2 separate regions of the Mus musculus genome follow, and region 1 is linked to region 2. A link is a loop called in an ENCODE intact Hi-C map of the cell type or tissue named here. Cell type or tissue: heart. All regions are shown on one strand. Each heading gives the region's core, and the rest is flanking DNA. Links, peaks and the distances in the headings are about the cores only.

Evidence for each region. Hi-C counts contacts between places; a loop is a spot of excess contacts. Peaks named below come from ENCODE experiments on the same cell type or tissue, not always from the same donor. Only the 100,000 strongest peaks of a DNase experiment are listed, where the experiment ranks them.
Region 1: it touches region 2 in a loop (2.1-fold over the local background); 3 of 42 quality-filtered maps call a loop at or near these places.

What each region holds. Positions count from the first base shown.
Region 1 is chr13:55,100,812-55,111,414 of GRCm38, reverse strand. Zfp346 (zinc finger protein 346) reads right to left here and starts at 6,106. Exons shown (of 7, transcript NM_012017.2): 1 at 5,897-6,106. The coding sequence starts at 6,071. In heart, for the core only: a CTCF peak has its summit at 5,975; DNase peaks (open chromatin) are centred at 3,544, 5,284 and 6,134; H3K4me3 peaks cover 1,689 bases; H3K27ac peaks cover 3,302 bases.
Region 2 is chr13:55,322,171-55,332,773 of GRCm38, reverse strand. Prelid1 (PRELI domain containing 1) reads right to left here. Exons shown (of 5, transcript NM_025596.5): 1 at 10,493-10,603; 2 at 9,696-9,921; 3 at 8,330-8,443; 4 at 8,169-8,247; 5 at 7,502-7,944. The coding sequence starts at 10,584. The coding sequence ends at 7,802. Mxd3 (Max dimerization protein 3) reads left to right here and starts at 3,043. Exons shown (of 6, transcript NM_016662.5): 1 at 3,043-3,176; 2 at 3,400-3,505; 3 at 4,131-4,160; 4 at 4,290-4,404; 5 at 6,578-6,761; 6 at 6,876-7,604. The coding sequence starts at 3,107. The coding sequence ends at 6,991. In heart, for the core only: CTCF peaks have their summits at 2,194 (motif pointing left) and 4,878 (motif pointing left); DNase peaks (open chromatin) are centred at 2,803 and 4,903; H3K4me3 peaks cover 4,337 bases; H3K27ac peaks cover 2,346 bases.

The sequences.
Region 1 (10,603 bases), core at 1,396-9,395, 220 kb after region 2:
TGCTTATGCCTTAGTGTGGGATTAAAGGTATGGGGCACCATCTGGCTATAACAACCATTCCAAGTAATTGCAAAGTGGGAAAGCGGCAATCTGATCCCTCACTTTTGGATGGTAACTTTCAGGTTAGTGTATACGGCTGGCTCTCCACAAGCATCCGTCTGCATTGCTGAGAGCCAGTAGAGCCTAGGAAATCTCCTGCTATAGGAAACCTCACTGTGCTGTGGAGTCCTACTGAACAGGAAGAGTGTAGGAAACTGACCAAACCAAGAACCATACCCAGCTGTGAGGCTTTCAGTTTTAGGTGTATTTGAATAACTTCATCTTTACTTTTCTCTTTTTTCATCAGATGCAACCAAGTCAAGATGGTTAGACCAGCTGATACCCTACCTCCCAACACCTAGGGTCCTGTGAATGTCAGGTGAGCTTCTTACCACTCAGCCCAGCTCCAAGACAGAACTTTACTCATCTCTACCCTGTTCCCTGCTCACAAAATGGACCACGTGTCCCTTAATGCCGAGGCACTAAGTGCTCTCCTTCTGGGACAGACAGACATACACATGGGTGGGGGTGGGGAGAAAGAGAGACAGTTGGGGAGGGCGAAGACAGATGGAGGGAGGGAGAGAAAGACACACATACAGACAGACCAAGCAGGGGGAAGGAGTGGGAGCCTTTCTGCCACTGATTTAGCAGCATGGAACCCACCCCTCCACTTTGTGCAACTGCAGTGTCATTGCTGGGCTTTGCATCAGTGCTAAGAAGTCTTGCATGGTTCATATATAAAACTTAATTTTTATTGTATTTATATACAATACAATACACTTAAGCTGTCTTCAGACACACACCAGAAGAGGGCATCAGATCCCATTAGAGATGGTGGTGAGCCACCATGTGGTTGCTGGGAATTGAACTCAGGACCTCTGGAAGAGCAGTCAGTGCTCTTAACCACTGAGCCATCTCTCCAGCTCTAAACCTTAATTCTTTAAACTTTTACATGATTTTGAAACTTTGTTTTGGGAGGGATTTTACTCTGGCCACCATAACTGGCTATGAGAGTTCTTTAGTCTGTTGGCTGGCATACTCTGGTCTTCCATAGCTTCTCTCAATTGCCACTGACAGGTAAGGTTTTGAGCCTATGAGTGGACATCCTGACTTGTGTTTTTCTCTCTGCTGGTCTCTTTGGGGCCAGAGAACTAGAACCTCACAGAGCAACTGTTTTCTTTTTTTTTTTTTTTTTTTTTTTTTTTTTTTTGGTTTTTCGAGACAGGGTTTCTCTTTATAGCCCTGGCTGTCCTGGACCTCACTTTGTAGACCAGGCTGGCCTCGAACTCAGAAATCCGCCTGCCTCTGCCTCCCAAGTGCTGGGACTAAAGGCGTGCGCCACCACGCCCGGCCTGTTTTCTTTTTAAGATTGGTTTTTGCTATTTTTAATTGTGTTGAGAGTCACATGATGTGGTTGTTGGTAACTACATTTGCCTCCCTCTGGAAGAGCAAGACAGGCTCTTACCTACTGAGCCATCTTTCCAGCTCCAAGTACAACTATTCTGATACAAAATGCCAACAAGAGTTGTTGGAAACAATTAAATAAACTTTAAAAAAATGAACTAAACTAGCATGTTGAGACCTCTGCCTGACCATGTGTGAAGTAGCTCAACTGGCCATCTGAACTATGAAGTCAGTCACAAGAATGAGCACAGACGTGAGACTGATGGTTTGGCTCAGGGGACAAAGGCACCCGTTGCCTATCAAGACTCCGAGTTTGATTCCTGCAGCCCACTTGACCAAAGGAGAGTGCTCCTGCACCTGTGTCAAACCGCCTCAGCAGCTAGGCCATGTCCACACTCAGTGTGCACTTACAAATAAACAAAATAAAAAGAATATAGACAACACGGTACGGATATCCAGTAGAATACTATACAGCCACAAAGGACGGTGGAATATGTCATTTGCAGCAAAATGAATGGAACTGCAGGGTATGATTTTAAGTGAGAGCAGACAGGCAAAGAAAACAAGCACCACACGCTCTTTCGTGCACTAGAAGCTGATTGTGCTTCAAAAGGCACTGTTTATAAACACACACAAGAGCTGGTGACATGGCTCAGTGGGCTGGGTGCTGCCGCCAAGGCTGATCTGAACTGCTGAGTTCAATCCTTGAGCTCCACACCGTAGAAGGAAAGCACTGATTACCCCAGGCTGTCTTCTAATCTCCACAGGAGTGCTAGGACACCCATATGCCCACACACTTATACATAAATGTAAGAAGAAATAAAGAAGATAGCCAGACATGGTGGTGCATGACTTTAATCCCAGCATTCTGTGAGTTTGAGGCCACAGCCTGGTCTACCCAGAGTGTTCCAAGTCAGCCAATGTAACATCTTCAAGGACCCACATTGGGAAAGGAGAAAACCAACTCCTGCAAGTTGTTCTCTGACCTCCATACACACCATGGTACCACATACTCTCTAAATACACATAAGAAAAAAAGTCAGGGGCTGGCGAGATGGCTCAGCGGGTAAGAGCACAGACTGCTCTTCTGAAGATCCTGAGTTCAAATCCCAGCAAAGACATGGTGGCTCACAACTACCTGTAATGAGGTCTGACGCCCTCTTCTGGTGTGCCAGAAGTCAGCTACAGTGTACTTATGTATAATAATAAATGAACCTTTGGGCCTGAGCACATAGGGACTGAGTGAGTGGAGTTGATCGGAGCAAGCAGAGGTCCTAAAGATTCAATCCCCAACAACCACAACCATCTGTACAGCTACAGTGTGCACTCACATACATAAAATAAATAAATCTAAAAAAAAAAAAGAAAAAAGTCACTGAGTTGGGGCTGCAGAGATGATTAGCCAATAAGAACATGTGCTTTTTTTTCTTCTAGAGGACCTGAGTTTGGTTCACAGCTCTCATGTTGGTTCACAACTGCCTATAATTCCAGTTCCAAGGGATCTAACACATCTGTATGTACTCTGACATGGGCACACACATTTTATAATTAGAATGTAAGTGCTGGAGGTATCTAAGTGTGACTGGAGAACTTTCAACAGGGACACGAACTGAGCACTAATTATTATGCTCACATGTATGTAAGCAGCTGCTGTGTTCTCTGCTTTAAGGTCCAGGGCACACTTCCCCAAGGCCACTGCCCTTTGCTGCATCTCCTATTCTGAGGCACCCCTCTTCCCTTCTCCCCTTACATTATACAATAACTGTGAAGTGGGAATTTAAGGGTTCTTTGGAGTTAGTTGTGTCGCATAGTGTCTTGCTGGGGCAAACACATGAAGGAGTGTTTTCCTGAAGTGGACACAGGTGAAAGGCTAAGGCAGACTCGTGAAGGAACATTTTGCTGAAGCAGACACAGTAGAGAGGATGTTCAGCTAAAGCAAGCACGTGAAAGGACTCATGATGAAAGATTCTTTGCTAATGACTCACATGTGTTGGTCGGCCTTACACTGTGTAGTTGAGCTGCATCTGTCAGGACTCCTCAGACTCTGGCTGCTTGGATGCACGTGCTGAGGCAAGGCACGTGGAGGACACATGATGTTGGGAGGCTATAAATAGGACTCTATCAAGTGATGGAGACAGAGCTTGGCTTGCTGGCACAGCTAAGCTGCAATGTTTGTAGGTCTCTTGTCTTCACTGATCTTCGATTCCCTGAGAGAGGCACAGCTGAGAACTTCTGGTGTCCCTGCTGTCCCTCCTGCTGACTCGAGCCGAGGCTGAGGCCTGGCTGTCTCTGCTAGGTCGTGTCACCACAGTTGCTAACCCGACTCTACCAGACTGGAAGGCTGGTGTATCCATGACGTGTTTGCAAGTGGACTGAGCTGCTGTCGACTGCTAACCTGTGAACTGAACTGCTGATTTCCAGATAACATAGACAGGCGTTGTTCCAAAGAACCTTTCTAAACCCGTCCACTTCCCCTGTATCCTTTCTTTTCCACTACCTTTGGTGGGTGGTGGGTTACAAGGGAGGTTAAAACATTTAAGAACCATCATTAAAAGTAAAATTTAAAAAACGAAAGTTATACAACTGTTTTGGTGTTTGCCTCCAGGACGGACTGCAAGCTACTCCAGAGTAAGAACAGCATCGTCTTCATCCCTAAGGCTCTGAGGTCCAGCTGGCCCTGGGAATGTCAAATTCATGAAAGGAAATCTGGGTCAAGGAGACAACTTTGTACTACAATTTTTTTTGAGGCAAGAGTCTTATTTATCCCATGCTTCTCTCAAACTTTTTTTCCCTCCCTGAGACAGTTTCTTTGTGTAGCTCTGGCTGTTCTGGAACTGTCTCTGTAGACCAGGCTGCCCTCGAACTAAGAGACTCAACCAAGTGCTGGGATTAAACGCATGTGCCAGAACTGCCTGGTTCAAACTCAGTATATAGCTGAAGCTGGCTTGAATTCTTGATCCTATCTCAACCACTTGAGTGCTGAAAATGACATGTATCTGCTACCACAACTGGCTCAAAAAAATGTTTAAAAGTACAAAAGTAGAGACTCAGAAATGGCATATACATTTATTAGGAGCCAGACTTAACAGTATTAGATTGGGGATGCATACACTTAAATTCGACGTATCTTGGGGTCAGAGAGATGGTTCAGTGGTTAAGGCCATGTACTGCTTTTGTAGAGAACCAGGGGTTCAGTTCTCAACACCCACATGGTAGCTTATAATGGTACCTCGAGTTTCGGGGGATATGATACCTTCTTCTTATATCTTTGGGTACCTGTCATTCATATACACATACATGCAAGCAAAACACTCATCACATAAAATAAAAACATATTAAAAATTTAAATATATCTCCCTTTAATATGGTAAAAAAAAAAAAAAATCCCAATTTTATCCAGGGCAAGCAGTTCACAAACACATTAAACTTCCCAAGATTAGTCTGCTCAGCAAGCAAAATAACCAGGGAAAGACTTCTCTGCAGGGACCTGATAGGTTAGCACAGAAACCCAGATAACAGTTCTTGTACATTTGGGTTAGTATTAAGTAGCTAGCTCGGGAAGGGACTCTGAAAAGAGAAAGAGGCCAGCTCGCCCTGCACTCCTCTAGTATCCTTGTTACCCACCCAGTTTTGGTTCAAACAGAGCCATCTGGTAAGGTTCTGCCCAGAAGTGCACCCTGAGTGAGTATACACTGTTCTCCACAACTCTGCATCGAGTGTGAGATGAAGCAGTCAGAGGCAAGATGAATACCTAAGCTTCCCCGCCTCCTGGGCCTCCTCAGTGGAAAAAGCTGTTGGCAACAGACACAGAAATACGGTTTTGAAGGACATAGTGGTGCAAGCCAGCGATGCCCACACTGAGGCAGGGAGACCCATGCAAGTTCAAGGCCAGCCAAGTCTACCAAGGAAGAAACATGGCAAACCAGGACGCAGTCATCAAGCCCAGGAGCTGGGATTCAAGAAGACCTTCCAGAGCTCACGTTGGTCCTCCCTCTCACTAGGAAGGATGAGGGCAGGAGGTCCACCACGAGTTGGAACAGTGAGAGGCGTCGCAAAATAAATGTAATAATAATGAAGTAAATTAAATAAAGCTATTCGGATCTGTCAGAACCATAGGGCTTTGAGAGGAAAGAGAAGCAATGTGGAGTTGTGGAATTAAAGACAGACAGGGACGGGGGCTGGCTCGCCTACGAGTCAGGCTGGGAAAGTCCTGTCGCTGTCTAAGAGGACAAGACCTAGAATGGGGGGAAACTGTTCGCAAGTGAACGCCCTGGAAAGGAGGACGGACAAATTCCGCAGGGTAACGAGTTACTAGGTCCAGCACCCTTCGCGAGAGCGAGCTCGCAGCTCCGGAACGTCGTGCAGAGGCTGGCGGGCGCCAGGGGAGTGACAGGAGGCAGGGCCATCCCATCCCGCCTCGGTCCAGCCGCCAACCCCGGAGCCCCCGACTCACCTTCCTCCCTCCCCGCCGGCTGCGCACCGGACACAGCTTCCCACAGGCGACGCGCCCTCTCGCGGTCAAAGCGCACTCCGTCCGGTTCCCGACCCTCCGGCTCCTCGGAGCCCTTGTACGGTCCGGCTTCTCCAGGGTCCGCAGCATCCGTAGCATCGGGCGCAGGACACTCCATCTTTCCGGCAAGACGCGCCGTTAAGAAGCTGCGCATGCGGCCTGCTACCACGAGCAGTGGGTGGGCGGGGATTTGACCCGGCCAGCAACTCTCGCGAAGTTTGGGCTCTGCAGAGTCCCGCTGGGGCGGGGCCCTGAGGGGGCGGGGCCCAGAGGAGGCGGGGCCCAGAGGCTCATTTTGTTTTGGTTCCTCTGGCGCCTTAGGAGTCCAGTGAATTGGAAAAAAACGGTTCATGTTGATCACTTCTTAGCTCAGGGCTCTCAGTTTTGCTCAAGGTGAGCCACTGACGGACACTTGTCATTTCCTTTTTCTATATGTGGAAAATTATCTCCCATTTCTTTTCTTTTTTCTTTTTGGTTTTTCGAGACAGGGTTTCTCTGTGTAGCCCTGGCTGTCCTGGAACTCACTCTGAAGACCAGGCTGGCCTCGAACTCAGAAATCCTCCTGCCTCTGCCTCCCGAGTGCTGGGATCAAAGGCATGCACCACCATGCCCGGCAATTTCTCCCATTTCTTTGGAAGAGAACCTAAGACCCAGATTCTAGAAATGTTTTACTTAGCTTATTAAAGCAGACATAATGGTACAGCTCTTCATCTCAATACACAGGAGGTGGAGGATATAAGATTAGGAGCTTGAGGCCAGCCTGGGCTACCTGAGACCCTGTCTAAGAAGCACTTACTAATGGCTGAGCACGGTGGCTCATACTTGCTATTCCAAAATTTGGGAGACTAAGGTTAGAGAAATGCACATTTGAGAAAAAAAAGACATTGTTCGAGAAAAAGATAGTTAAGGCTGTGGTCAAAGTACTCTGGAGGACGCAAGACGACCAGGAGTTCAAGACAAACCTCTGCTCCAATAATAGATCATCTCTCAACGAAACAAAACACACCCACAAAACAAACAAAAACCCAGACAATAATAAGGTTGGATGTGGTGCCTGCCTGTAATTATATCACTCTGGAGGCTGAGGCAGGAGGATTGTCATGATGTATTTGAGGCTAGTGTTGGGAGCCATCTTCACTTTATGGGGTCTGGATGAGAGAGTTAGAGCTTCTCCTTGGTCTGCAGTATCTGATAAGTTCTTGGGCTTGTTCTCAGTTCATTCCCAATAAGTTTATGAGGTAGCATCCTCTGTTCTCAGGAATAAGTCGTTTATCAATCTCTGCCGATGAGTGGTGCCGAGCAAATAGGAGTTTGGGTCCACTGAGGAATACAGTTTACTTCTACCCTCAAGGTGGAGACACAGGCTGCTTGTAAAATGGAATCTTGGTCCATTTTACACGGTAGGAAACAAAACAAAACACTGTTTTACATGATAATGAGGTAAAATAGGGCACTGCTGGTCTTATATTGCTGTAATATTAGTTTTATTATTATTATTACTGTTATTGTTATTATTATTTGTTGTTATATTTTTGAGACAGGACCTATGTAGCCCTGGCTGTCCTGGGACTTACTATGTAGACCCAACTGGCCTTGAACTCATAAAGATCTACCTGCTTCTGCCTGCCAAGTGCTGAAACTAAGACTAAAGGTGTGTACTGCCATGCCTAGCTTTAGGTATCACTTTGAGGCACTGTAAAAAGGCAGAAAATTGAGGCGACCTTGGAGTGACAGAAGCCCCTGACCCAGGGGTCTAGTTTGCTTTTCCTGTTCACTCAGAGTTGGGTAATTTCAAAATAATCCAAGAAGCCAAGGTTGCTATAGTGATAGTGCTTATCTTCCTAAAGACATCTTAGAGGAAGAAACTAGAAACAACTGACTGAGCTGGTGGGATAGGCCAGTCACCCCACAGCTTGGCACATAGAGTTGGAAGGTCAGGAGTTCAAGGCCAATCTGAGATACACAAACTGACTCGTAACAGCAGAAAAGGGCTCTAGGGCTCAGCCTGTAAAGGTGCTTGCTACCAAGCCTGACATCCAGTGTTTGATCCCTGGGGCTCTTACATGATGTAAGTGTCACTAGCAGTTGGGGTTGCATGGGTAGGGACAAGGCCTCTTATCCAAAGAACTGAAGAAGGAGGCGCCATGACTAAGAATGACATACAGAAAGAAGCATTGATTTTGGCTTACAGTTCCAGAGCGAGAGTTCATAGTGGGAAGGAGGCACGGCAGCAGGTGGTCCCCCAGATCAGACATCACTTAGATGTCACAACCCACAACAGCTTGCAGAAGCAGAGTGAGAACTGGTGTGGGGCAAGCTCTAAACTCTCAAAGCCCACCAGAGTGCTGTACTTCCTGTAGAGAGACTCTACCCACTAAAGTTTCCACTACTTCTCCCAACAGCAAAACCAGCTAGAGAGGCCAGGCATGGTGTCGCTCGCCTTTAATCCCAGCACTTGGGAGGCAGAGGCAGGTGGATTTCTGAGTTCGAGGCCAGCCGGATCTATAGAGTGAGTACCAGGTCAGCCAGGGCTATACAAAGAAATCCTGTCTCAAAAAACCAAATAAATAAATAAATAAACACACCAAACAAAACAGTTAGGAACCAAGTGTGAGCCTGTGGGAGAGAGAGATTTCTGGGCACAGATTGATTTGCAAAAAAAAAAAAAAAAAAAAAAAAAAGATAAACTTTACTTGAAGCCAAGCAATAATACATTTTACAGAAGATACATGGTTATAATTGACAGTAGATCACATGAGTGAGGGCACTCAAGGACCCAGAATGCACTCTGGGGTCTGTCTTTCTTGGGTCTTGAGGACAGGCTGATTACTCCGGGCTGTAGTTGGTGGTTGTCTGTTGTGATTGGTAGATTAGGCCCTGCATTGACAGGTATCTGCATCTAGTTTGCACACACAACTATGCATAAGTTAATAGAGGATTCTCGTGGAGAGTTCTGTAGATAGTTTGTTCTGCCTCACATCATCCAAAATGTGGGAAGCCACATGTGCCGTTGCTGAGTGGCACTGACTACTGATGGCCACCATGCATAAGATTGGACAAACAACCAATGTGTACATATGCAGTAAAGTTTTTTGCAAAAACACTGCCTGGCCCAGGCATGATAATGAGGTATGATAATGAGGTTCTGTAAGGTACTGAGAGTATAACCAATCAGATGTGAGACATGCAAATGAGGTATGATAATGAGGTTCTGTAAGGTACTGAGAGTATAACCAATCAGATGTGAGACATGCAAATGAGGTATGATAATGAGGTTCTGTAAGGTACTGAGAGTATAACCAATCAGATGTGAGACATGCAAATGAGGTATGATAATGAGGTTCTGTAAGGTACTGAGAGAGAGTAGCCAATCAGATGAGGAACATGCAAATAAGGCTTAGTGCATAACCAATCCGGGTGTGAGACACGCCCCTCCTAGGCCTATAAAAGCAGCACCAGTTCTGGGCTCGAGGTCTTTTCGCCTCTACAATCAAGCTCTCCCAATAAATGTGTGCAGAAGGCAGCATTGGTTCTTCGCAAGACAAAAACCAGTTCAGACCAGATCGGCCTTTCTGTTCTTCATATCTGAATAAATCGGTCACACACTTAAAATAGAGACTGCTCAGAGATGGGAGTGTGCACAGCCTGATGCTGGCTCGGGTGGAGGATTTGAGATTGCAGGGTGTGTTGGAGAGGAACCCGTGTCAAGTACATACAGATAAAGGAGCGGAGCTGCCAAGTGGAATGCAGCCCCGCTTGGCTTATTACTTGGGCAGCTCGGGCCAGAGTCAAAGTTGTGGCATGTGTCGTTAGTCCTGGTTTTTGACCCCTAGCTGAGGTCCTGTTTATTCCACTTTCTATTTGTCTCCTCCTCCCATTGCTTTATCATTACCACGATGTATCCATCTATCATCTGGTCCATTAACCTATGCTTTTAGGAGTACTGTTTCCCACAAACTATGAACTACTTTTTGTAAGCTTATGAAAAGCATATGAGAGTGTTCACATTTGTTGGCTTGCTATAATTTCAGTGAGACTACCCACCACCGTCACCACCACCATCCCCTTTTTGGGAGAGGTGGGGAAACGGACCTACCAATGCCTTCTGAGTTCTGAGATAAAAGTCCTGGCTTCAGTAAGATTTTTTTTTAAGATTTATTTTTATGTATATGAGTACACTGTAGCTGTCTTCAGAAGAGGGCATCAGATCTCATTACAGATGGTTACCATGTGGTTGCTGGGAACTGAACTCAGGATCTCTGGAAGAGCAGTCAGTACTCTTAACCACTGAGCCATCTCTCCAGCCCCTTCAGTAAGATTTTTTTGTTTGTTTGTTTTGTTTTGTTTTTTGTTTTTTTGTTTTTTTTTGAGACAGGGTTTCTCTGTATAGCCCTGGCTGTCCTGGAACTCACTTTGTAGACCAGGCTGGCCTCGAACTCAGAAATCTGCCTGCCTCTGCCTCCTGAGTGCTGAGATTAAAGGCGTGCGCCACCACGCCCAGCTTAGTAAGATTTTTTTAGGCGCTATCAAACCTTGAGTTTTATTTGTTAAATTTTATTGTAGGAATATTTCATATTTTATTCACCTTTGACATTTCTGCTGTTGCCTTTTTTTTTTTTTCCTCCTCAAGGAAATGGACTTTCTGGAGCA
Region 2 (10,603 bases), core at 1,638-9,637:
CCAGCAACCACATGGTGGCTCACAACCATCTGTAACAAGATCTGATGCCCTCTTCTGGAGTGTCTAAAGATAGCTACAGTGTACTTACATATAATAAATAAATCTTTTAAAAAAACAAGATCACTGCAGCAGGCTAGGGAAATGGAGCAGCAGTTAAGAGCTAGATGCTCTTTCAGAATCTAATCTAGGTTAGAGTCCCAGCATCCGCAGTGACCCACAGCCACATGTATCTCCAGTTCCAGGAATTCTGACTCACTCTTCTGGCCTCCAGGGCATCCGGTACACACATGGTACACAGACATACATGGAGGCAAAATACTCAAAAATAACAATCAAAGTCTACTTGAAAGAGACACAGTTAAAAGCTGCAGGAGGTGCCACTGTCCTGTGCTATCCTGACAGGCTGGGGTGACATTCCCAGGTAGCCTCGAGCTGGGTGCTTCTGTCCCCCCAGCACGGATGGATGCTTTTCTCAGTCCTGTGTGCCTCTGCTACTGGGCCACAATCCGGTAGAAGAGGTGACCTCAAGAGACACAGGACCATTGGTGTTTTTAGAAGGTGCAAAGGAGGAGAGAGTCCTGGGGCTTTGCTGGAGGATGTGGCATTTGAGTGCATCTGGTATAGGCAGGGAGTGGGCGAGGGCAGGATCAGTGTGCTACGAGGCAGAGGAGGGGCACTGCCCAGCCCCTTGAACCCAAGGGCTGTTGGAGCCATCGCAGGTTGTACCAGGCATCAGTTCTACTGCAGCAAGGGGGAACTCACTGAAGGAGTCCAGCGTCTTTTTTTTTTTTAATATTCATTATGTATACAGTATTCTGCATGCATACCAGAAGAGAGCATCAGATTCCAGTATAGATAGTTGTGAGCCACCATGTGATTGCTGGGAATTGAACTCAGGACCTCTGGAGGAACAGCCAGCGCTCTTAACCTCTGAGCCATCTCACCAGCCCCGGAGTTCAGCTTCTTAATCAGGTCCCCACATCTGCAAAGGTTCTGGGGACAGGGAGACATCAGGACTATACCCTGAGCAATCTGTAGCAGGAGATGGAAGGCCTTGGTGATCTAAGGCACAAATCCATTTGGACATTAGTTATCTGACAAACTGCGACAAGGTAAGACAGCCCACTCCAGCCTGGCAGTGGTGGTGCATGCCTTTAAGCCTAGCACTTGGGAGGCAGAGGCAGGCATCCGCCTCTGAGTTCGAGACCAGCCTGGCTAAAGAGTGAGTTCCTGGACAGCCAGGGCTACACAGAGAAACCCTGTCCTGAAAAAAAAACAAAAAACCAACCAAACAACCAAATAAAACCCCCAAAACAGCCCCCCACCCCAACCCAACCAACCAACCAACCAACCAACAAAAAGACAGTCCACTCCAGTTACTGTGGCTGAAGGGGAAGTGGATCCCCAGACATCACAGGACCCAGGTGATCTAGGGACAGAGGCTCTTTTAGGTCACTGGAGTATCTGTTGGACCTGATACTTGCCAGAGCTTCATCGCCACACCTTGCCTTTCCCCCTAGGAAGGGTTACTCCTGCCTGCTCTGGCCCTATCTACATATTCATGGGAGGTCTGAGGCCAGGTTGACTTCTAACAACACCCTTCAGCCAGGCTGTTACCTATACCTCCTAGGATGATTCTGAGATGATGTGGCCTCCTCCCTCTGCTGGAACTTTCCTTGGAGAACCTTTTGTCTCCGTCCTGTTCTGAGGTCAGTCTCCTGGGTAGCAGATGTATGATGTCTGTGCCTGCACGGTGCTTGCGTGAAACCCCGACATTTGGGAACTGGAAGGAGTATCAGGAGGTCGCCATCTTGGGTTACATAGCAAGTTTGAAGCTAGATTGTTGCACATGAGATCCTGTGTCAATTCGCTCCTCCTTCTCTTCCAAGGGGAACGCACAAGAGCCTGACTGCTGACCGGAGCTGGGCAGACCTTCCGGTGTCTCTCTCCATAGCCACCAGGCCTTTCAGTCTACAAACTGTTACACAGTAGCCGCAACTCTTGGATTTAAAAAAAAAAAAAAAAAAAAAAAGGCGATTTCCCTTGGGAAGACAGCCTCTTCCGAAGGGGCCTGATTGGCACGTGACTGTGTTTTCCTAAGGCCATCTGTTCATAGTGCCCCCTCTCTGGTCCACTTGACTCTCAGAATGCCCCATCATTCCTGACTCATAGGTATGGCTACCCCTAGTGGCTATCCAGGAGCCTCCACCGGATGGCTAGCAGAGCCTTGTTCTAGATGCCACCCCGCCCCCCAGGGGCTGTCTGGTTGCAATGGCCCTAATGAGAGACGTATGTTTGCTTGCTGGCATTAGTTGTAACCACCGCAACGCTGTCTCACAGTACGCGAGTTGTCGTCACACCTAGCAGTGGCCGCTGAGGAGCTCCAGAACTCAGGGTGAGACAGTGTGTTTCATGCCCTGGCTTGGGAAGCTATCAACAGCCGACGTTTTCACGACGCCATTAACCTCCCTGCGAAGGACGGGAGAGCTAGGAGGGATTCCCATTCGAAGACCAATGAAGGGCAGATACGGGGCGGCCCGTACCGTGTCCTGCGTCCGCGCCCCCAACACAGGCGCGTGCGCATCGCCGTCTCTCGTAGCTCGCCCCCGCCCTCCTCGTCCGGGTTTTCAAATTTGAAACCGGCAGCTTTTCCCGCCCGAGTCGGGGCCCCCGCGGCGGGAGAAGGCGGGGCCGCGCATCAACCAACCCAGTCTCCGAGGCTCGCGGCCCGCCCGGAGGATGTGGCCGCGTCCCGCGCGCACGTGTAGCCCAGGCCGGCGCCTGCTAGGACCGGCGCGATTGCCTGTCGCAGGAGTGGGGCAGCTTGCAGCGCCCGGTGTCCGGGCTGCCTGACCCGGCGGAGGGTTCTTCCCTAAAGCGCAGAGCAGCAGCCCAGTTCAGCCTGGGCGGGAAGAGGCGGGCTGGGCTGGGCAGGGCGGGGCGGACGGGGTTCCCATGGGCGGGGCGGGGAGGGGCCAGGGCGGGGCGACCGGGGGCGGGGCGGGCCCTGTGCTTGTGGCACCGTGTCAGTTACATTGAAACAAAAGTGGTAAGGCGGCTGACAGGGCTAGCATCCCTAGCCCGCTGGTCGTCGGCTGTCGCCGACATGGAACCCGTGGCTAGCAACATCCAGGTCCTGCTGCAGGCAGCGGAGTTCCTGGAGAGGCGCGAGAGAGGTGAGGACAGACCCCGCGCGCGGGCTGAATTTGGCTCCCAACCTGGAGGGAGCAAGGCTGGAGGGCTGCTGGCGCGCTGCCGCCCGCACATCTATTGGAGTTCGCAGGCAGCCGGGCAGGGAGTGACTGGGGAAAGGGTCCTGGCGCCAAAAGCCTTTCCTTGACTTCGCCGTGCCAGGGGCTCCAGCTGACGGGCTGTGTTGCTGTGTTCTCTCTCTGGCAGAGGCAGAGCACGGTTATGCGTCCCTGTGTCCACACCACAGCCCCGGGACCGTCTGCAGGAGGAGGAAGCCACCCCTGCAAGCTCCTGGCGCGCTGAACAGTGGGCGGTGAGCAGGGATGGGGCAGTGTAGGGAGGGATGCTGGTCCTTAGCTGTCCCATCTAACTCTCTTCTCACTTCCTTGTTTGTTCTTCTGGCCCAGGTACCCTGCTCCATCCGCCTTTTCTACACACACACACACACACACACACACACACACACACACACACACGGCCCAGGTACCCTGCTCCATCCGCCTTTTCTACACACACACACACACACACACACACACATCACATCACATCACACAGGTCATTCACACTCCTGAATTGTCTCTACTACAGGCTTCTGCTTTTCTGTTCTTTTGCATATTCTGTTTCTTTAAAATAGTTTCCCCTCTACTGATTTCTCTGACAGGCTTATTTTTTGATCAAGTGTCACATCTGTCCAGGGAGCCTGTCTTGCCTGGCTGTCAGGGGCGAGACCCCGCAAGTACCTGGGCAAGTGTCCTGTATTTTTTGGTGTGTGTGTCTGATTCCTTTAGTCACTACCTGGGGTGTGGTGTCCTAAAGGAACCCAGGCCCTCACGAAAGGCTTCCTTGGCGCAGCTATCTGTAGTGAGGTCTGAGCTGCACAACAGCCTGGGGTTGAGGATTTGCACAGTACCCTCACTTGATCCCCTTGGCATTCACAGGTCTGTGCACAACGAGCTGGAGAAGCGCAGGTGAGTCCCAACCTGGCTCTCAACAGTTCCCGGTCTCAAGGACCATCTTTCTCAGACCTTTCCTCCCTTGCCATCCCTCTGGCTAGGGAGGTGGGGCTGGTACTGCCCTCCAGACTCCTTCCCTTGCAGGAGAGCCCAGCTGAAGCGGTGCTTAGAGCAACTGAGGCAGCAGATGCCCCTGGGAGTTGACTGTACCCGATACACTACACTAAGCCTCCTGCGCCGGGCCAGGGTGCATATCCAGGTGAGGAGCTGTCTCTTGTCTCTCTGCTTGGGAGACAGTGTGGTCTTGTGGTGTGGATGGCCTGGCTGCAGGGCTGCCTCCATTCTGTGGGACTTGAGACAATCCCGTTTTGTTCCCGAATCCATCTAATGGAAGAGAAGCAGACAGCAGGGCTGTTCTGAGGCCTTGTAAATGTTCCTTTTGTTGTGGGTAGTATTACTTAAGTCCTAGCTGTGAGACCTTGGATGAGTCTGTTTCCTGTTGGGTTCAGCAGGGAGTATACGGCTGGTGAAAATACTGTGCTAAGCCCTGCGATTCGGCAGACCGCAGAGGGCTGGTACCTAGCCTCTCCTCCTGACTTACTCCTCAGGGCTTTCTGGTTTGGGTTCTGCTGGTGGTGTTGAGTCAGGGGAGGTCTGGAGGCAAAGGACAGTGAATTAACTAGCTGGTTGGACTTGGCCTTGCTGCTGCTCGGGTGGAATTGCAGGCCCCCTGGTGGACAGGAGTGGATATGCAGACAACAAGGCCTAGGCTGTGCCAACCATGTGGGCGTGTTAGAAGCTGCCTTGGCAACAGAAGAGGATGTTTCCTGCTTTCTGGGCCCATGTGATGGAAGGAAACAATGAGAGTCAGACAGAGAGAGAGAGAGAGAGAGAGAGAGTGCGCACGCATGTGCGCGCACATGCGCGCACACACACACACACACACACACACACACACACACACACACACACACACACCTCTGAGAGCAGATGAGGGGCAGAATCAATCAATGCCTGACCTGTTTATCAGCGTTTATCATACACGGCTCTGTTAGGTTCTATTCAAGGGCCAGGGCAGTCAGTGCCATTGCTATTCAGCACATATTTGCACTGTCACATACATGCCTGCCTTCACCTCCAAGTGACCTGGTTCTCACGTAGGCTTACATTTCTCCCATGAGCTTGTCTGACCTCATTTTCAAGTAGATGAGCGTGCTACCCAGAGGGGCTGGCACCTGGGCATTAGCCCTTTCCTTGGGCAGCATCTCCTGAGTGGTCCTTCCACCAGGCTGCCTGCTATTCTGCATGTGCTGAGGCCAGCTCTAGCTGGGATCCCTGAAGGGACACAGCCTCACTTCCTGCTTCCTGTGAAACTCAAGCATCCCTAATGCGGCCTTGCTTTCCTGGGCTCCAAGTGGTCCCGTGACAGCTTGTAAAAGCTTCTCTCTTGGCCTACCAGAGACAAAGAGCTTCCCGGGGTCCCTCTGCCTTGATGGTACCCAGCCCCGTAGTTTAGTCTAGGTGAGGACATGCACCTTTCTGTACCTTGTGCTGAGTGTTCTGGCTTATTCCCCCCTTGCTTTAAATCATTTGTACGGGTTAAAGATCAAACCTAAGGCCTTGCACGTGCTAGGCACACCTTACCCCTGAGCTGCATCTCCAGCTGCTGTCTCTCTCTCTCTCTCTTTTTTTTTTTTTGTTTTGGTTTTTTTTGAGATAGGATTTCTCTGTATAGCCCTGGCTGTCCTGGAACTCACTCTGTAGACCAGAACTCAGAAATCTGCCTGCCTCTGCCTCCCGAGTGCTGGGATTAAAGGCATGCGCCACCACCCCCGGCTTGCTGTGTCTTTCTTATTATCTGCATGCAGGCTTCAGCCCAGTGAGTCTATAGTCCAACAATCAAGTGTAAAGAAATGGAAAGAGGTCAGGCAGTGGTGGCGCACGCCTTTAATCCCAGCATTTGGGAGGCAGAGGCAGGCGGATTTCTGAGTTTGAGGCCAGCCTGGTCTACAAAGTGAGTTCCAGGACAGCCAGGGCTACACAGAGAAGAGAAACCCTGTCTCGAAAAACCAAAAAAAAAAAAAGAAATGGAAAGAGACCACCAGATAGTGTGCTGGGTCTGACCACAGGTAGCAGTGGATGGAAACCTAAGTGTGGCCACATCCTTCAGTTTTACTTGTCAGGATGCTACAGTCCCCAAGTTTGTACTGACATTATATTCTCCATTGGATTATGTGACTAGGCTCTAAAGACACTTGAGATGGGGGTACCCTATGGTCCGTACTCATCTAGACAGTTCTTTGTATATTGAAGGGCAGGAGGTGGTGGCCTCTGAAGGTCATGAAGCCACCCTGGATGGGGTTCGTTCCATGGCTGCCTCTCTGTAGACCCTGGGCAGCTGACCCTATTCCCTGCCCCCGTGGGTTCTACAGAAGCTGGAGGAGCAGGAGCAGCAAGCCCGGCGGCTCAAGGAAAAGCTTCGCAGCAAACAGCAGAGCCTGCAGCAGCAGCTGGAGCAGCTCCAGGGGCTGCCAGGAGCTAGGGAGCGAGAGCGGCTGAGGGCAGACAGCTTGGACTCTTCAGGCCTGTCCTCTGAGCGCTCAGACTCAGACCAAGGTGGGTGCACACCCTGGGAGGGGCGAGGCTGGGGCGGGGGGCGGGGCCAGTGGGGAGCGTGGCTGGCTGGGGCGAGTGGACCGCTGGGGCGAGCAGACTGGCTTCTCCTTGCAGAGGATCTGGAGGTGGATGTGGAGAGCCTGGTGTTTGGGACTGAAACAGAGCTCCTACAGAGCTTCAGCGCTGGGCGGGAGCACAGCTACTCACACAGCACCTGCGCCTGGCTATGATGCCCACTGCGGCCTGTACTCTCCTTGGACTGAGCCTGCCAGTCAGTGGCCCCCACACAAGTTGGCTTAGAGCCACATGTTGAAGAGACTAAAGCCAAGGTGTGGGAGCAGACTCCAGACTCTGCTGCACAGCTTGAGCTTGGGCCACCCTCCCCATCCCCCAGGGAATTTCATGTAGCACTTGGCCCTGCTTTGCTGCTCCCCACAGGGACAGGAAGCCTCAAAACTTCTTGTTCCTGGGCAAAGCCCCAGGCCTCTGCCCGTATATACTGCACAGTATTTTCATTAAAATCCTCTTTTGTAAGTTCCTGTCCATGGTTTTGCCCCGATGAGATGAAGTCCCTGCCACAACTGGAAGAGAGGAAATAAGGTCAGTAGCTGGCAAAAAGGGTCTTGTGAAGGCAGTGCACATCTGACAGCGTGGAGGATGCTCTGTGGTCCTGATGCTGAGGCAGAGTGTGTGACGTGCCTGAGCTCCTGATTCAAACCAAAGCTATCTGACTCCAGAACTGGGGCTAATCAAATCATGTGTTTATTGAGTGCCTGTTATGTGCTAAATATTGTTCAGGGTACTTGGGACACAGCAGAGAATAAAACAAGGAGCCCTGCCCTCTTGGAGCGTACAGTCTATCACCTGCGCACTGCTGTGACCTTGGGCAAGTCACTGCACCCCTCTGCCCGGCAGACAGAGCTGGGTGTGGTGCAGATGCTGACCAGGACAGGGCCCTGACCCACCACCCCAGACAGCAGAGAGGGCTGCAGGTTGCTCTTTAATAATCACGTACACTGGGGAGAGGGAGAGGAAGCGAGTTATACGAGCTGCCGCTGCTGCTGCTTGGTGGCGGCCTTGTTGGCCAGGTCCTTGGCCTTCTCTGTAGCTGCCAGTGCGGTCTCCTTTGCTTTCTCTTTGGCCTCTTTGGCTGTCTCAACAAGGGTTTTGGAAGGGGCCTCACCTGTGGCAAACGACAGGGTCTAGCTTCAGACAATGCCTGGAAGACCCACCCAAGCCCTGGTCAATCACAGCAGCCATTGTTGATGGGTTCTTAGGAATGAAGTTGGTGTCCTGTTTCTTGACCCTCCCACCCATCCTTCATAGGCACACTTAGGAGTCTCATTGGTCAAGGCTACTGGGAGTGAGGGTTTCTCCAACTCCTGACACAGTGTCCAGGGCCCTCACCTTGTAGCTTGGCCAGGATGTATTCAAAGCCCTTCATTGTCTTGGTCACATTGCTTTTGAACCGGGCAAGACCAAATTCCTGGCAGGAGAGGGAGAAGGATGGGAGAGTTACTCAATGACCCAGAGCCGAGCCCCGCCCTGCCCGCCCTGCAGCCTCTTACCTGGACAGCTCTGGAGACGCCAAATAAGCTAGAGGAGACCCAGGCTTCCCGACGGATTTCGGTCCAGCCGCTATTGTCAGAGTTCACACAGTAAACACATCGTTCCTCCACCACCTTCAAGGGAAGTTGGGCTGAGCACCTCAAAGAAGCACCCTATGCTCTGCTCACTTGCACGCTCACACCCTGTCTCTACCATGCTACTGTCCCTGTCTCCTTCACAAGGGGAAGCAATGACAAAGTTCTTCCCGTTATGTATCCTGGGCCCAGAGGGAGGCTGCTCTGCCTCCATTACCTCTCTGTTGACCCTTCCAAGTAGAACAGTTTCTTGGGATCAGTTGCTATTCCAACCCGATCTTGGGGCCTCTGGATCTAGATGTGAGCAGTGTTTCTCGTCTGCCTTCTACCCTCTCCTCTTTGAACTTCCTGGTATTGTGTGTGTGCGCAAGCACGCGCACACACTCCAAAAATGACAGCTTTCATTAACAAAGGGAGCGGCAGCCTCCTGAAGAATGTGAAGTAGTCACAAACTTGTCAATGTGATATCTACCAAGCAGAGCTCTCAGCTGAGGTGACTTCAGACAGTGCTGGGCAGGAAAAGGTGCCTTACTCACGGATTGTGAGTGGCACATCTTTATATAAAGTTTTTCTTTTTTGAAACGCACAATTTCCACCTCTCAGGCTTACAGAAGCCGAGAAAGAATCATCTAGAAGCTCGAAGGTTATTCACACTGTGTGAACATTCCCAAACATGGGTTTTCAAGCCTTCCAAAGCATACAAGATCCATATAATGCACTTCCTCAAATCTCATGCACAAACCGAGGCACACCCCAGTTATCTCCACTTGATGTGACTCCAACAGGGAAGCCACAGCCTCCCTTTCTCGATCAGCATCATTCCTGAAAGCCACCCCCCCCCCCATATGTATGCATGCATGCATGTCACCAACTGACTGCTCTGCGCACAGTACTTGTAACAAGCTTTGAAAAGGGGTGTCAGCCGGGCAGTGGTTGGTGGTGCACGCCTTTAATCCTAGCACTTGGGAGGCAGAGGCAGGTAGATTTCTAAGCTCGAGGACAGCCTGGTCTACAAAATGAGTTCCAGGAGAGCCAGAGTTTCACAGAGAAACCCTGTCTCGGGGAAAAAAAAAAAGAAAAAAAGAACAGGGGTGTCTTTCCCCACCATCTGAGAGCCAAGGGACAGTCCCAGAGAATCTGACCAATCGAAAGGGTAGACCAATCTAAGGGCAGAACTCTAGAGATGCAGCTCATTGGTATTTTAGGCCTGCCTCTGGCCACAGAAGTTCCCACAACTCTCTTGCCTGAAATCTGAAGGGCAACTATTTTGAGGGAGCAAAGGAAGTCTCACCATCAGCCGGGCATGGTTGATGTTCCAGGTGAAGGTGGTCATGGTCTGATTCTGGGGGTCCACAATAGAGTCCTCCAGGATGTACACGGAGTGAGCAACGTTGGCAGGAAACAGTCGCTCTGCCCAACGTGGCATCCTGTTGGTCTTGGTCAGGAGTCTCCGGGACAGTAGCTTCTGGTCGGGGGTCACCTCCCGGTGCACTATGTCTTCGGTTAAGACATGTTTGCTGCAAGAGTTAAAGATGATTCTCAGGAGCCTGCTCTTGACAGCATGTCTACTGGTTCCTATTTAGCGCCTCCAGGTCATGGCTGCCTGCAATCTGTGATCTGTGCCCGGGTTCAGAATTAGAGTACACTGAACCTATCCCCGGGCAAATTCCAACTCCCTCCTCCACCCGACATGGATTCTGTGGCTCTCCAAAGCGAGCAAAATCTCAAGAATTATACCACTAGAGAGCGCCAGCAGCAGGTAAGCAAACCATCCTCAGGATTTCTGGCCCCGAAATACCGCTCAACTCCCGTGCTGCCGCCTCTTCCTGTCCAACCACCTTTGGACTGCAAAATAGAAATCTAGAGCCCAATATAAATCACAAACTAGACAATCTTCTTCGAGGACTTTGGAGGCTTGGACTGATTCTAATCCTATAAGGATTTTGTGCTATAACTGTGGCCACAGTTCCGCAGATAGCCCACATCGGACTCTGTCCAGTCTTTCAAACTCCACTATTGAAGGACAGCCTACGGTGCGATCTCCAGAAGAAGAGAGGAAGGCGACTCGCTCTACCCAACGCCACGTACCTATAGGGATTCGGGTACCGTTGCCAGAAGGCGGCGAACACTTGGTCCCAGGAACTTCGGAGCACGCTCTGGCCCAGGAAATACTTCACCATCGTCCCGACCCGGACGGGC